3 separate regions of the Homo sapiens genome follow, and all the other regions are linked to region 2. A link is a loop called in an ENCODE intact Hi-C map of the cell type or tissue named here. Cell type or tissue: PC-3. All regions are shown on one strand. Region 1 overlaps LOC105369167 (a long non-coding RNA gene). Region 2 has its middle 60 kb from the start of LINC03050. Region 3 has its middle 11 kb from the start of LINC03050.

Region 1 (5,000 bases), 67 kb before region 2:
TTTAAAGGACTTGAGAGCAAAGAGTTTTCAAGAACCCAAGAGAATTTTGTAAGATATATATAGGTACAAATATAGATTCTAACTACTAGTGATACAGGAGTTAAGAAGAAATTACTTAGGCAGATAGTCCAGAAGTCCTTGGTAACGTTTTTCTTTTAATGAAAAGCTGCCCCAAATCATTTTCTAACAAAGAGCAGCCTGTGAAGTTGAGCTGCAGACATAGACAAGCACGCTGGGAGCTTTCACGGTGAATGCCGGCAGGAAAGAACTACCTGGGACTAGACATGGCAGCTAGAAAATGGCGGCTCCATCTTCCCTTCTTGGCCAGCCACGTGTACATTAAGGAGCAGACAAAATGAAGCCGCCAGCCAAGGGGAATGTTCATTTGCATAGTAAGATTAGGGTGGGGTGACCAGCCTTACCCACATGCTTTGTAAACGTCACACCTGATTGAACCAATGTGTGAGCCCCACATAAATCAGACGACGCCTCCTCAAGCCGGACTATAAAACCTGGCTCATCTGCCGCCAGCTGGCCTTTTCCTCTCAGAAGTCTCCTCTCTGTCACTCTAGAGAGCGAGCTGTTTTCCTTTCCTTTTCTTTCGCCTATTAAATCTCCGTTCCTAAACTCCTCATGTGGGTCCGTGTCCTAAATTTTCTTGGCATGAGATGACGAACCCCAGGTATTTACCCAGACAATGTAGCCTCTTCACTAGGAAGCTAGATGGAGATAACTTAAAAAGCTTTGTTAGTGTGCCCTTTTCTAAGTTTAGTTTGAGCAACTTGAAATCACACAGGAATCTCCTTGAAAAATAGTTTGCAATTCAATTTCACCAATTCAGACTGATTTTCCATTTCAATTAGTCCAGAGGAAAGAGGCTTTGCCCAAATGTAGAGGATTTCCCCCATCTAACACCTTCTCCGGTTGAACCTTGTAAAGATATTGCTAAGAGGAATGCTTGATCAAATGCTTAAGCATTAACCATGTGCAAGGAAAGCCACTAAATGAATGAACCTTCTGTGAATTAAATTGATTTTCTAGAAAATGAAAACAAAATTGAATCCAAGAATAAGCTATCTTAAAATCACATTGAGTAAAAACATAAAATATTTTTTCACCAGAGCTGTAAAAATTAAATTAGCTAAAAGAGGAAATAAATGCTTTTGTGTTCCAAGGAATTCCATTTATTAGGACAATAGGTACCTATGAAGGAACCAGAACTCTAAAAAGAACTGTAATTGTTTCTCAGGATGATGCTTTGTGATGTGAAAGCAAAGCCTGCTGGAAGAGGGGCATCATAGTTGGTGGCTGCTCACAACTGGACAGAAAGAAGGGGGAAGCTACCTAGATGTTCAGAGGGACTGCCGAATGGGAGCTGGCTCCTTGCTGGGACAGGGATGGACAGTGTGTTTCCCCTTCCTCTGTCATCCCTCCCAAAGTATCACCAATCTTTCCTTGGGTTCAGTTTGCTTCTATACATTTCTGCTTCTCATAGGGGCTCGTCCAATAAGCTGTTCTGGGCTCAGCAGCCTTTGTCTGTGGATTGAGCCATATCATGCCATGAAACCTGCAGAAAAAAATGTTGTGTCCAGATTCTTGTTTTATTAGCCAGGTAAATACACTCACTGCTATAACAAACAGGTTCAGATTTCAAAAGCTTGACACAATTTTAAAGTCTAGGTCCCTCTCTTCCAAGCGGTGACTCAGAGATTTGGGCTCGTTCTATCTTAAAATGCTACCATATCCAGCCAATTGAATGAAAGGGAGAGAAGGAGCTCATGGAAGGTTGTGCATTGAGTTTATGACAAGCCTGAAAAGTGGCACACATCATTTCTGCTCACATTCCAGAACTCAGTTATGTGGTTCATCTAGATGCATAGGGAGCTGGGAAACATAGCTTTGCTTTGTGCACAGGAAGGACAAAAGAACTGTATATTGGTGAATTGTAGCAATTTCTACCACCCTGGCTCTGCCCATCAATTCAGAAAACATTTGGTAATGTATTTTCTATGTCAGACACTCTGTCAAGGACTAGAGTAAATGGTGAGCAGTACATTGCCCTTGAGTAATCACAGTCTAACGAGAGAGAAGAATGGGTAAATTAACAATTATTATATACCATGATAAATGTTATAACAGAGACATTTGCTGAGTGCTGAAGGCACCCAGAAAAGAAGCAAGTTTAGGGAAGTTTCAGTTACATTTGAACTGAGTCTTGAAGTAGAGTGATCATAGCTGATGTTTTTTAATCACTTTCCACTCACCAGGCACTATTCTAAGCACTTTTCATGTATTAACTCACTTAATCATCACAACAACTCTAACAGGAAGGTGTTATTATTATATCCACAGATGAGGAAACTGAGGCATAGTGAAGTTAAGTCCCTTGCTCAGGGTCTCATTCTTTGCTAATGACAGAGACGAGATTTGGACCTAGACAGTCTATCTCCTAAAACCACTCTTTCAACCAACAACACTATACAGAGAAGCAATAGACGTTCACCAGAGAGGAAGGTGGGGGCCCTCTCTGCTTATGTAGGGCCTGTGTCAGCATGTCTAGAACAATGACATCAGAAAAGTACTTCCTGGTGTTGAGAAGCATGCCCTGGTAAGGTCTCACCACACCCTTACCGCCTGTGCCATGCAGCTATGGGTTTCACAAACAGAGTGAGGGATGACCCTTGCAAGGCAGGGAGGATGCCAGGACGTTAGGCAGATGGGCCAGACTGGAATAAGGAACCCGGATGTTAATAGTAGATAATCCTACTAAGGCATGGCCAGTGGCCAAGGAAGGTAACCAAAGAGGCTGATTTATTTTTACAAATGTATTAAGATATTATTAGGTTCAATATAAATTAATCTCATGCTGAATATTAATAACATCAGACTCTGGCCATTCCCGATTCCATGCTGACCATACACACTCGCTTCCTATGTGTGGTAAAGGCTTCTAGTGCTCACCTATACCCTTCTCTCCTCCTGTCACTCAGGAAGTCTCCACTCCCCAGGTCTCTTGCAGTTAGGTATGACTATGTGACTAGTCATAGCCAGTGAAATGTATGCAGAAGTCATATGAGTTTCTCCTGGGCCACAGCATAAGGAAGTGACCTCTAGTCCTTTGCCTTGGCAACCCTGGAGGCCACCTGTTGAGATGGCAGCATAACAAGACAGAGGGAGTGCTGCCCAGAGAATCGCCTAACCCATATAGGACTTTATGCAAGCAAGAAATAAGCCTTTGTTGCCTTCACTCCCTAAGATTTCTGAGTTTATTTATTAATGCAGCACTACCTGGTGAGTGTATTAATATATTATATTTCAAGCCTATGCCCATCACTGGTTTTGCTTTTACTTCTGCTTTGACACTGGAACTCATGCCAAACTCCTTTCATTATTCAGCCAAGATTGCGTCTGTTAAATCTAATCCAGTAGTATGCAGATACAGTGACTTCTTAAGTTGTTTATTAATGTTCACATTTCTTTTTTTTTTCTTTCTTTTTTTGAGAAGAAGTCTCACTCCACTGCCCAGGCTGGAGTACAGTGGTGCGATCTCAGCTCACTTCAACCTCCACCTTCCAGGTTCAAGCAATTCTCCTGCCTCAGCCTCCCAAGTAGCTGGGATACAGGCATGTACCACCATGCCCAGCTAAATTGTTTTTGTTATTTTTAGTGGAAACAGGGTTTTACCATGTTGGCCAGGCTGGTCTCAAACTCCTGACCTCAAATGATCCAGCCACCTCGGCCTCCCAAAGTGCTGGGATTACAGGTGTGAGCCACCGTGCCCAGCCAATGTTCACATTTTTCAATGAAGCTAGAAACAAAACTCCTTGACTACCACTTGGAATGTCACTGTCTGAGTTTGATGTCATAATGGCCACAGAGTCTGAGCTATCTTCTAACACATCCCCTGCTCTAAGTGGAAATTTAACAAGATGAACTTTCCAGTAATGAGGCTTGACAGCGCTGCCACCACCAGAAGCGGAAGCAGTCAGGTCAGAAGGAAGGCTGCTAACTTCCTCACAGAAGTGTTGATTAGGCTTTGCGCTACTAGCCTGCTCATGGAGGGAGCCTCATCAGTCCTCTTCTGAACACTGTGAATCCTTCCTTATCCTCCCTTCCCCCCTGCCCCCACACACACACACAAATTCACACTTAAGATATTACCAAATTGCAACATCTAACATTTCTCAAAGAAGCTATTTCCAATGCAGGTGTGCCCCCACATTATGAGAAAAGTACATTCAAGAAGTGTCATATATAAATCCAGTCAGTGGAGAATGATATCATTTGGTAAATTCCCATTTGTTTTGTGTGTTTCCTTAAAGAGAGATGTACACACATCTATAATTCCAGCTTCAACTTAACGACTTTCAGACAAAACACAGGGGAAAATATTAATTACAGGAAAGTGTCTTTTAATCTCTAGTACCAGTAGGGTAGTCAGACACCAGTCATAGGCATACAGAAAAATATGCTTCCTGTCATCATGGTTACTTTCAGAAACACACACTGAAGATTAGCACCAAAACAGGAACTCAGAGACAACCAGGCTCAAAAACAAACAAAATGCAGAAATTATGTAATTGCCTAAAAGCCATGAAGTCACTTAGCTAAATATTTTAAGGAATAGCATTACCTAAAATAATAATCATCCTCACTTGACTAATAACATTTCATTTTCAGGGCATAAACAAACCCCAGTTTCAAATGATTAGTAGTCCAAGTCAGATGCCTTGAAATCCATCCCAGCCCTCATTTCCACTCATACTGTTTCCACCCATTCCTTCACCCTACCCATTCCCAGAGCTTCCATCTTAGATTTTGATGATGCTAGCTGGAGGTATAGATTCAGATTACCACATAATTATTATTGTACTATATTATCTTCTAGGTGATATTTTTATATTTGCTTTTATTTTAATAAAGAGAAATTAAAGCATTTATATATAGTCTCTAATATTTATAATTATCTAGATATATAAATAAATATACATTAACTGGCT
Region 2 (5,000 bases):
GATTTATCTGGAATTGCACATTCCATTTCTGTGGTTCTCAACCCTGTCTATCCATCTGGAATTCCTGGGAAGCTTTAAAAATACTGATGTCTGGGCTTCATCCTCAAAGATTTTTTTTTCCAATCACCAAAGATTCTTATTTCACTGGTCTTGGCGGTAGCCTAGGCATCAATATTTTTTAAGAGCTGCCCGGGCAATTCTGATGGGCCACCTGGGTTGAAAACCACTGTGATAATATTGAATTACAAACATTTTTGCAAACAAAAGATCCTGGAGTAGCCAGAAAAGTGATGGAACTTTCTCTAGATCTGACCCAGGGAATGGAGAGCTAACCCCACAGCCCAGGCTTAGAAGGAAAGGATGACAACATTTTACAACTGCATCTGCAGAAGTCCTCACTTTCAATCTAACAGTTATATAAATCCTACCTCTGCAAAATCAGAAGCCTCTTCTGGGCAAAGGCCATGACAGGATTCTATGGAGTCTGCACACTGCACCGCACTTGCTACACCCATGGCAAGAGCTTAGTATATGCTTGTTGTCCTGTTGTTAACCTCTGACCTCCATGCTGGGATAAATCAAAGTGTCCTTTCTGATGCACTAAAGGCAAACTAAGGTGACTCCAAGAGAGCCTTAAACTATATCTTGGAACTAATGAAGAAGATTAAAAAATGCATAAGATATAGTTATTATTATGAAGTGGCTAGAAATCTTCTATCAACCTATGACCAAATTCCATGGCCCAGATTATGACTTCTATATTGAAATTGTCCCACATTTAAGCAAATTGTTGTCTCATTAACCTAAGGAAAGGTCTTCCAGAAGGCTAAAATCACCAACATTGCATTGCAGATTTAAGGAGTAGGCTTTGGTGTCTAGGAATGCTTGAAACCTACCCAGTTTAGTGAAGCTGATCCAGTTGATTAAGCCAGAACATACCCCTCCATCTCTGTCTCATTCCCACATCTCCTAACCTGAGGTAGAGGGCAGTCTCACTGTTCACACCATCACCACAACCACCATCCTCAGTCATGGGGAATCCCGCCCCACTAAAAAAGTCAAGGCACAATGACAGAATGCAGGAAAAAGCCAAGAACTTGCAAAACCACCAGCTGACCTCCAGGAACAGCTTTAGTCAGCCAACCCAAAAATGTCACATCCCAAAGTAGAGGCCTCCAGCATCAGGATTCCACCAGAGATGCTTCTCGAAATGTTCTTGATTCCCCCAAGCCCATGTTTATTGTACAACTCCATCAAACAGGCAGGGGCTGATTGCCTAATGCATCGTACGCCAAGACTCGACACTTGAGAAATCACCTTTTCCTGTGGGTGGATCCTGAAGCTTGGTATCAAGAGAGCCTCCTTTCCATAACCTACAAAGAAAAAGCAAATACTGTGAAGCACGTGCTAGTATGAGAATGGGCCTTCTCCATCACTACCTGTTGTCTTTTGTCTGATTCAAGGACTTTTTTTTAACCTAGAAATAAAATGCATTCCACCATGAGACCGAACCCAGAGAGAAGTCTGCTTAAACCACATTTGATGAAAAGAGGTTTTCAATCCCAATATATTTTTCTAGACTTTTTCCAGCAGAGAGAAGCCCCCACATGAAAGATAAGTTCAACCAGAGATGAAGTCCCTTGTTCATTCAGACACGAAAAGCTTCACCCTGTTGCCCTCCCCTGCAACATTATGTTGCAGGAAGGTCAGTTACCTTCCAGAGGGATCCATTTAAAAAGTTCTCCCCGATACTGGCAGTGCTGTTTGCAACGTCCATATTTTACCCTTTAGAAGCCCCACTTGCCATGCATTCTATCCTGGGTAGTTCCAACAGCACCAAGCCATGAGCCCCCATCTTCAGTTTTAATCAGGCATTAAACACTGGAACATTAGACAAGCGAAGCATTTGATGATGACGATAACGAGTGGCCCATTAAAGGTAATTTTTTTTAAGTTAATGAGTTCTCCCCAAAGAACAGAGCCACGTACTGTACTGAAAAATGTCTGTAGGACGTACTACGCTTTCTCGTTATTTATTTAACTTTATGTGGATGCCATAAAATTTCTTTATTTGCTTTCAGTTAGCCCATAGGTTTTGACAAGATAAATTTTTATTTAGGTCTTTGCCCAGCTACAATCAAAAACAGGAGACTCACTTTCCAAAGCCAGGCTGATAGATGGATTAATCAAAGTACTCCCCACCCTCCTTTCCTTCCAGCAACCACAGGGATCCACAGACGGAGTTTTTCCTTAATTAAAGAAACTCAGCAACAAGATGATTTATCGATGATGAATCTGGCAGGCCTTTTCATTGTGCGGTTAATTTTGGCCACTGTTTGAAATTTACCAACATAAATAAAGCCTCTCCATGACTAAACAAAGTTAAAGTAGCAATAAATTGAGCCTCCCATGTACTCTGGGCTAGATCTGAAGTCAACATAAATACCAGAATGCCTTGGCTGTGACACGCTTGATACGATGACATCATGCACTTCCAAACAGATACAGCCCAGCCCAAGCCAAAATGAAAACCTAATACAATTCCCCTAAATGAATCAAATTGCAGCGGTCTAGACTCGGCTGCACCAAGTATTCAACTTCCTTGTTCTCCGCTGTCAAGCAGTCGCATTAAAAAATAATCTATACGCTGTTCTAAATTTTGCTTTTTCTGCATGATTAAATTTTGGCAGGAGTAAATCTCTGTTATTCTCACTCCCCAGGAATGTTTGGAAAGTTACTAAAAATTCAGGATTTATCAGCTTAAGGTCCACCTGCTGTGACGGGATCCTGCAGCCAGCCTGCCGCTACCCTCAGCGGGACACAGGACACTGAGTGTTCATACAGGAAGAGGGTGAAACTCTGCTCACTTCACAGAATGGCTCAATGCTGGCTTCTCTCCCAAGGGACTTGCTCTGCCCACATCTAGCAACAGGCTGTCATGAAAGCCTTCATGAAACAAGAAAGTCAGCTAAACAGGGGCTCAACGCCCCCCAGCCCTGTTACTACTAAGAGATGAAAGGGGGAAGAAACCTTTCAGAACGCACATGCAGGACAGCGAATTAAAAATGGAGAAAATCTAATAACTAATTGGTGAAACCATAAAAGCTGCCATAAAAGACATTTTCCTTAAACTACTTTACACAGGGCTGTATAATTTTATGTCACTTTTTATTTATGTTGCCGTAATGAAAGCTGCTCTGGGAGCTGAGGAGCTTGGGAAGAAAGAAATTGAACTACTTTTAAAAAGGAGGGGAGAAGTCCAATTATAGGGCTTCGAACAAGATTCCTTTTGAAATATAGCTGGACTGGGGAGGAGAACCTATTTACTTCCAAAAGCCTCTGAGCAAAAATGTTTGCAATGAATAACTTTCTTCCACCACTATTTTCTCTACCCCGAAGGACTTAATTACTTAACATTCATAAAGTGGGTTTGATAGTATTTCACAAAACAAGGGCTGGGCACAGCGGCTCATGCCTGTAATCCCAGCACTTTGGGAGGCCAAGGCAGGCAGATCACTTGAGGTCAGGAATTTGAAACCAGCCTGGCCAACATGGCCAAACCCCATATCCATTAAAAATACAAAAATTAGCTGAGCGTGGTGGTGCACGCCTGTAGTCCCAGATACTCAGGAGGCTGAGGCAGAAGAATTGCTTAAACCCGGGAGGTGGAGCCTGCAGTGAGCCAAGATCGTGCCGCTCTACTCCAGCATGGGTGACAGAGTGAGACCTTGTCTCAAAAAAATAAAATAAATTAAATTAAATAAAGATAGTATTTCACAAAACTAGGATGTGAGCTAGGTAGACCAATGCTATTTAGACTCATCTGTGAAACCAGGCTTTTCTTGTGTCTAATAGATAAAGAAGCAAGCTTTGAGCACCTAGAGGGATTCTTATAAAAATGAACTCCATTTTGGCAAGATATTGATGAATTTACAAAGCTCCATAGGACATTACAATGCCATATTGAAGGATTCTAGATAGGTACTGTTTATTATGACCCAGCAGATCAGACAAGTTCTTTTCCCTTATTTGTATATGATGATTCAGGGAATGTTACACCATTGAGAAAAACAGAATAAGGTGCAATACAGAAAACCTTGAATAAATTATAAATAAGAGAAATTTAAAATAGTATATGTTCCCATAGAGAGGCATGAGGGGGCTTTTGGGGTGCTGATGATGTTCTATTTCTTAATCTGGGGCCAGTTGCTACAATGTATTGAGTTCATTAAAATTCACTGTATGCTTATTATATGTGCTGTCTTATCTATATGTACATTATATTTTAATAAAAAGCTTTTTAAAGTGGCATATGTTCAGATGAATCCCTTTAAAAAGCTGCAGAGTGAGTAACATGCATACAAAAACACAGAAGTGCTCTATGATTTTCCCAGAGAAAACATAGATCACCCGTTAAAATGCAGGGGCCCTCTGAACTCTGGCTAACTTTCAAAGCAAGATGAGGTTGTTTTTAGAAACAATTTCCCATCTATTAACAATGAAATCCAATTCAGCTTCGAATATTAGAAAGTGAAACATATATACAACTCCGAGGGACTGTTGAAGTATCAAACAGATAGGGCATTATTTAGGGAGGCTCAACAGTCAAGGCCACTTTACACCATTACGGACCAGACTAAACAAACCTGACCCGCAGGGTGACCCTCCCAGGATCCCAAAAGATTGGAAACTCCGAAAAGGCAGCCCTGACCAGACTTTACAGCCTGATAATGGCATGCAAACAACACTCCATCTCTGTCACGCAGCCAAAGGTTGGTGTTGTATATGAGAGCAATTTCCTCAAGAATTCAGAGAAAAATGTGATACTTTCCCTTTTATGTATGGGGCTCATAACAGCAAGTGTATTTACTCATCGGGGACACCCAAACCTCCTGATGAATGCCCCATCAAATCATTCAACCCAATCAGTGGGTGGTGGCAGGGATGTCAGATGCAGGAGGAGGGGAGAGCCCACTCGTGCAGATCAGGAAAAGCCTCAT
Region 3 (5,000 bases), 50 kb after region 2:
GGCTGAGGCGGAAGGATCACTTGAGCCCAGGAAGTTGAGACTGCAGTGAGCTGTGAGTACACCATTGCTCTCCAGCCTGGGCAATAAAGTGAGAACCTGTCTCAAAAAATATATATAAAAAAGGGAAATCACTTAAATAGCTATCAATAGAAGTTTGGTTAAAGATGAGATTTTCCTAGAATGGAATACCTAGCAGTAGTTTAAAAGAATAAGGTGGATTTGTATGTAGTAACATAAAAGATGTCCAAGATATAATACGTGCAAAAATGTCGCAAAACTGTATGAATAATATGAACCCACGTTTTCTGTGCCTGTACATGCAAAACTAATGTCTGAATAGAAATATAAGAAATTGCTAAAAAGGAGTTACATCAACTGAGTGAAAAAAAGGAGAGAAGAGGAGAGAGGATATTTACTTTTCATATCTTCAACTTTTTTTTTTTTTACAATGGCATGCGTTACTGTTGAAATCACAAACTAATAAAAAATAGTTGAAGTTTTAAAATTAAAATTCAAGTATTTTAATATTTGCCAAGACTCTTTTAAAGATCCAGAGAAGTACTTATAATGTAGCATAAAAGGAAAATCCAGATCATGTAATTATAAAGTATGCTCTAAATTATTTTAAAATTTATATGTAAATATGTACATGTAATAAAATGCTGGCAGGAAACTTACCAAAATGTTCATGGTAATTAATTCTAGTACTAATGTTTTAACATCTTTTTTTATTTACTCATTTATATTTTTTCAAGTTTTCCAAAATTAATATATAATCAGAAAAATAATTTACTGAGCAATTCAGAATTTGCTTAGCAAATTATTATATGTCCTACACTAGACTAGGAATCAAGGGCAGAGAAAATGTGGGACATAACTGCTTTCCTCAAGCAATTTACAGTTTCACAGATGAATCTGTACCTATGGCTAAAACATTTGTACATATAGAATCCGTACATGTTGCGATCAACAGAGAACAACAATGAGCCAAGTGATAAGCTGAATCTTATCAAAGGTCAAAATGTATGAAAGAGACAGTGTGATTAATGGGACAACAGAAAGGGAAAAAGAAACACATGTCCCAATTATTAGCACCTCCGTAACCAGACAACCAGGGAAACAGCCTTGGGAAATAACATTAGAACTGTCTTCCAATGACAGAGTCAGAACTATACACAAGCTTGATTCTGGGCATTAAGAGGCTCACTTCCTCAAAACAATGCCTTTGCCACACACTGATATCTAAAATTTTACTTTAAAGATTTATCTCCTTTTTTCATACTCTCTATCACTCTTAAAAAGCAAATGGATCTCGAAGTGCCAACACTTGACACTGGATAGGACCCCTCCAGGCTTCTGGTGCCCATGACAGACATCACTAGTCAATCTCCGCACTTCCTTGTGAAAGAATCTCAGAATCTTTCTCAGCACAACACTGCAAGCAGCTACAACCCACTGAGCAAAGCTAGGATCTGAGTAGAACACTATTTGCCATCCCTTATTAAAGTGATTGTAATAATAAACTCACATTTGAATAGGAGCTGAGAATTTACAAAGCTCTGTCACATCCATTATCTCATTTGAGCTGGTGTTGTTTTCTTTATGCCAAAATTGAGGATTTAAGAGTATCTGCAAATTGTTCAATGGCCGCTCTTAAGAGGTAGGCCCCAGATTCTAATGGGAAACACAATCTTTGTTCCAAGTCCACTTCTCTTCCTTCTCTTCCTCTTAAACATCAGTCTAAAAGAGTTGAGCCTATGCTATTCTGAGAGCCAGTTTGGGGAGGGGAGAGCATGAGGATCTTAGGAAGCACTGGGTCTCGGGAAAGAGCATCCCTGAAAAATGCAGGACACCAGAACCCAGAGACTATGGGCACAGGACATCATAATTTTGCAAAAAGCTAGTTCTTTCCCCTGAAGAGAGCAGTAAATATATTCAGGTTCCCACCTACAACTGTTATCTCACTGGAGTTCAACCAAGAACCCCATTAAGTTCAAGAACAATTCCAACCATATGAAAATCTGACAGGTACTAAGATGCACAGATAAGTTTCCGTGCCTTGGGCTCTGCGGCCTCATTCTTGCCAGTTTCCCTACAGCCTGCTGTCTGTTCTCTAGGTTGGGGAAGACCAGAGCCAGCCTGATGGTCCTCCCAAGGTCTCCCCCAAGTTCCAAACACCCAGTGGAAAATGCACAATCTACCAAGTCATTTTCTCCTTTGGTGCTTCAAACGTGACTCTCAGATTCCCCTGGGCAGCTCCATGATCATCTGAAGCTCCTCTCATCCAGCTCCATTTGGAGGCACATGAAGGTTAACTTCCATAAGCAAGAGGTCTGCCTTGCACAGACCTTGTGTGCACACGCGTTTGTGTGTGTGTGTGTGTGTGTGTGTGTGTGTGTGTGTCCAGGGACACCCATGAACTCACCCTCCAATCCAATCCAATATTAAAAGTGCAACAGTCCTAAAAGGGTTTTTTAAACACCAGAATTAGATAGCGTGTTGAATTTGAGGTTAACATATGGATTTTTGACTTTAAAAGGCTAGATTTTCACAACAAACACACGTTGCTATAGAGACGGCATAAGCCTATGTAAACTTCAGGCATTCATATTCATAGAAACTCCTGAAGCAAGACCAAATGTTGGCCCCAACATTCCTGCTCTTGCCAACTTCCAAAGAGTGCACAAATTATGCCAAAAATAAATGGGTGTGACTAATATAAGCTTAGAACATTTTTCAAAAATTTACCTTAAGGGCAACATTTGTTGATCTAGGAGCTGGGTGTGTAAAGCCTACTTCCCCCTTCCATAAATCCATCTGTTTTATTTACACTTCCTAAAAGACCTGCATGCACATTTTTTCCATAAATTGTACAACTGCTAGTAATCACGTATCATCTCAATCTGCGCCCCAGTTCTATTTTAACACTATGTCTCTTCCTTTTTGTTTGTGTTCCATTAAGCACATACTAGAGGCAAAGCAGTCAAGACTTAACCCTTCCATTCCCAAATACACACTCCAGGGCTGCCGAATTGGCCACAAGCTTTTACATAGGCGACAATTCCCAGGTCTACAAGCCTGGGGTAAATCCTATTACAAAAGCTCAGAGATGTCAAATTGGTTTCTGCTACTGACCTTCTTTCTCGCGACCCCTGCCCCAACCCTCCAGGCCCCAATCCCAAATCCCTCATTTCTCCCACACCAAGGTCAACCTGTATGACGACTGAGCTCTGCCCTGAATTTGCTCTATCCTGTGGTGGATACTTGCTGCTAATTACTGTAGTCACACTTCTTAATTCAACAAGCGCCAGGCGGCTGCCCGCCATCTCCCCAGTGGGATGGGTCGCTAGCTATCTCACGCAGGTCACTAAGTCGGCATTTATTTCCTGATAGGAGATGGCGTTACAAGGTAGCTGTTCCAACATGAATGGTAATCAACAATAATTAAAAGTGATACACCTATTCTGACTCATATGATAGTGTTAAAAAAAAAAATCCAAAAAGGGTGGTGGAAGGAAGGGGGAGAAAGAAAGAGAAAATAAACTACTTAGCCAAAGCCAATAGGTTTTTCATTTCAACTTAGAATTTCTGGAAAATGCTTGCTTCTGTTTCCTTTTAATTCATGCAGAAGGAGTACTTCCACACTGCAACCACAGTGAAAAGCAGTGAATTGGGCTTTTCCATAAGGGAAAGAAAAGCCAAATGAATCCCTTTACCTTGGCACTGGGGAGAACAGCAGAGCAGGGGTCAGGCCACACTCAAAATCTCCCTGTCCTTGGAGGCCATCGTGACTATCTCATGGGTGATGCCAACTTCCAATCTTAGAAACTGAAAAGATCAACTGCAACCAACTCTCGAGCATCCAGAAGTGGTTTAGCCTGAGCTGCATAAATGACTGTGGCCCACTCAGATTCTCAGCCCCCATCTTAGTCCTCCTCTGGAGAACACAGGCAGCCCAGGCCCATGCTATTACTCACCAGGCCCTACTGGGTAAATGGGCACTCCAGTCATCCCATGGGCCTCTATGCAGGGATCCTGTGCACACAGGGCAGCTTTACTTCAGCTGTGATTAGGATTATCTACGATCTACACTCTCATGCCATCCCCCCACCTTCTGCCACCCCCATCTTAAAATGGGTCCCCCAGAATCAGATCTGGAGACTACAATTCACTTGTCAGTTATATATCAATAAAGTGCTCCCAGGAGAAAACGGAAAGGGGATGAGGGGAACAGAACAGAAATGGGGAAAAAGCCAAGCACAGGTGAGATTCCGGCCCAGCCTCTGCCAGATTCCAAAGCATAAATGGGCCCACATTGAAGCAAGGCCACTGACCTTTGTCACTCCCATATTCGGTTCTCCGCTACTGGCCGCCTCAGAGCGAATGTAAACCCCCAGGCACTTCTGGCTCTCTGTACCTTTCCCCAAGCAGCTCCAGGGGCCCATGGGCATCCTCCAAAGAAGGCCACTGGGGCCAGTGTGGAGGCAAAGGGAAGTGAGGCTGGATGATGGGCACTCAGAAGGAATCCCAGGAACACCGACCTGTCTATTGCACCCCCAGGGAAGAGAACACTGTAGTATTTTAACATTAATTTCATAAAACAATTCTTAATATTAAAATCTTAAAGAAGCAGGCATGAATGGGGGAGAGAAAAATAATCCCATCACCGATTGTACCTACTATGCAGGAAAACACCGAAATGTAAAGTCTGCTTATCGACTGTCACACCTGGACCAGGAAATAAGAATGTGAGACCTAGACACCTGTGTATTCCAGTGTTCTGTCCTGAAGCACCTATGGAACTTCAAAGTGCCACTTGATCACCTCCCCTCATGACCAGCATGCAAGCATGACTATCCAGCTCCCACAGCATGGCAGAATTTTAAGGGACTGCCTCCCATGCCCAAGATACCCTCCTGCCTTCTGACTCCTGTGTGGACTACATCTTGCCTACTTTGGCCAGCTCAGGGAAGACAGACAAATGGAGGGTAGGAATTGCA

The links. A loop is a pair of places that touch in the nucleus more often than their neighbours do. Peaks named below come from ENCODE experiments on the same cell type or tissue, not always from the same donor. Only the 100,000 strongest peaks of a DNase experiment are listed, where the experiment ranks them.
Region 1: it touches region 2 in a loop (4-fold over the local background); 1 of 110 quality-filtered maps calls a loop at or near these places.
Region 3: it touches region 2 in a loop (11-fold over the local background); 1 of 110 quality-filtered maps calls a loop at or near these places.

Annotation. Positions count from the first base shown.
Region 1 is chr2:65,727,066-65,732,065 of GRCh38, reverse strand. All of the region lies in intron 2 of LOC105369167 (a long non-coding RNA gene), which reads right to left. Among named protein-coding and RNA genes, the nearest start is that of LINC02934, 61 kb to the left of the region's middle. In PC-3, no CTCF peak of the experiment used is centred here; DNase peaks (open chromatin) are centred at 1,695 and 3,055; H3K27ac peaks cover 2,074 bases.
Region 2 is chr2:65,660,319-65,665,318 of GRCh38, reverse strand. No RefSeq gene overlaps it. Among named protein-coding and RNA genes, the nearest start is that of LINC03050, 60 kb to the right of the region's middle. RefSeq lists an enhancer at 1,690-2,889. In PC-3, no CTCF peak of the experiment used is centred here; a DNase peak (open chromatin) is centred at 2,398; H3K4me3 peaks cover 1,986 bases; H3K27ac peaks cover 1,939 bases.
Region 3 is chr2:65,610,550-65,615,549 of GRCh38, reverse strand. No RefSeq gene overlaps it. Among named protein-coding and RNA genes, the nearest start is that of LINC03050, 11 kb to the right of the region's middle. In PC-3, no CTCF peak of the experiment used is centred here; a DNase peak (open chromatin) is centred at 2,699; H3K27ac peaks cover 1,441 bases.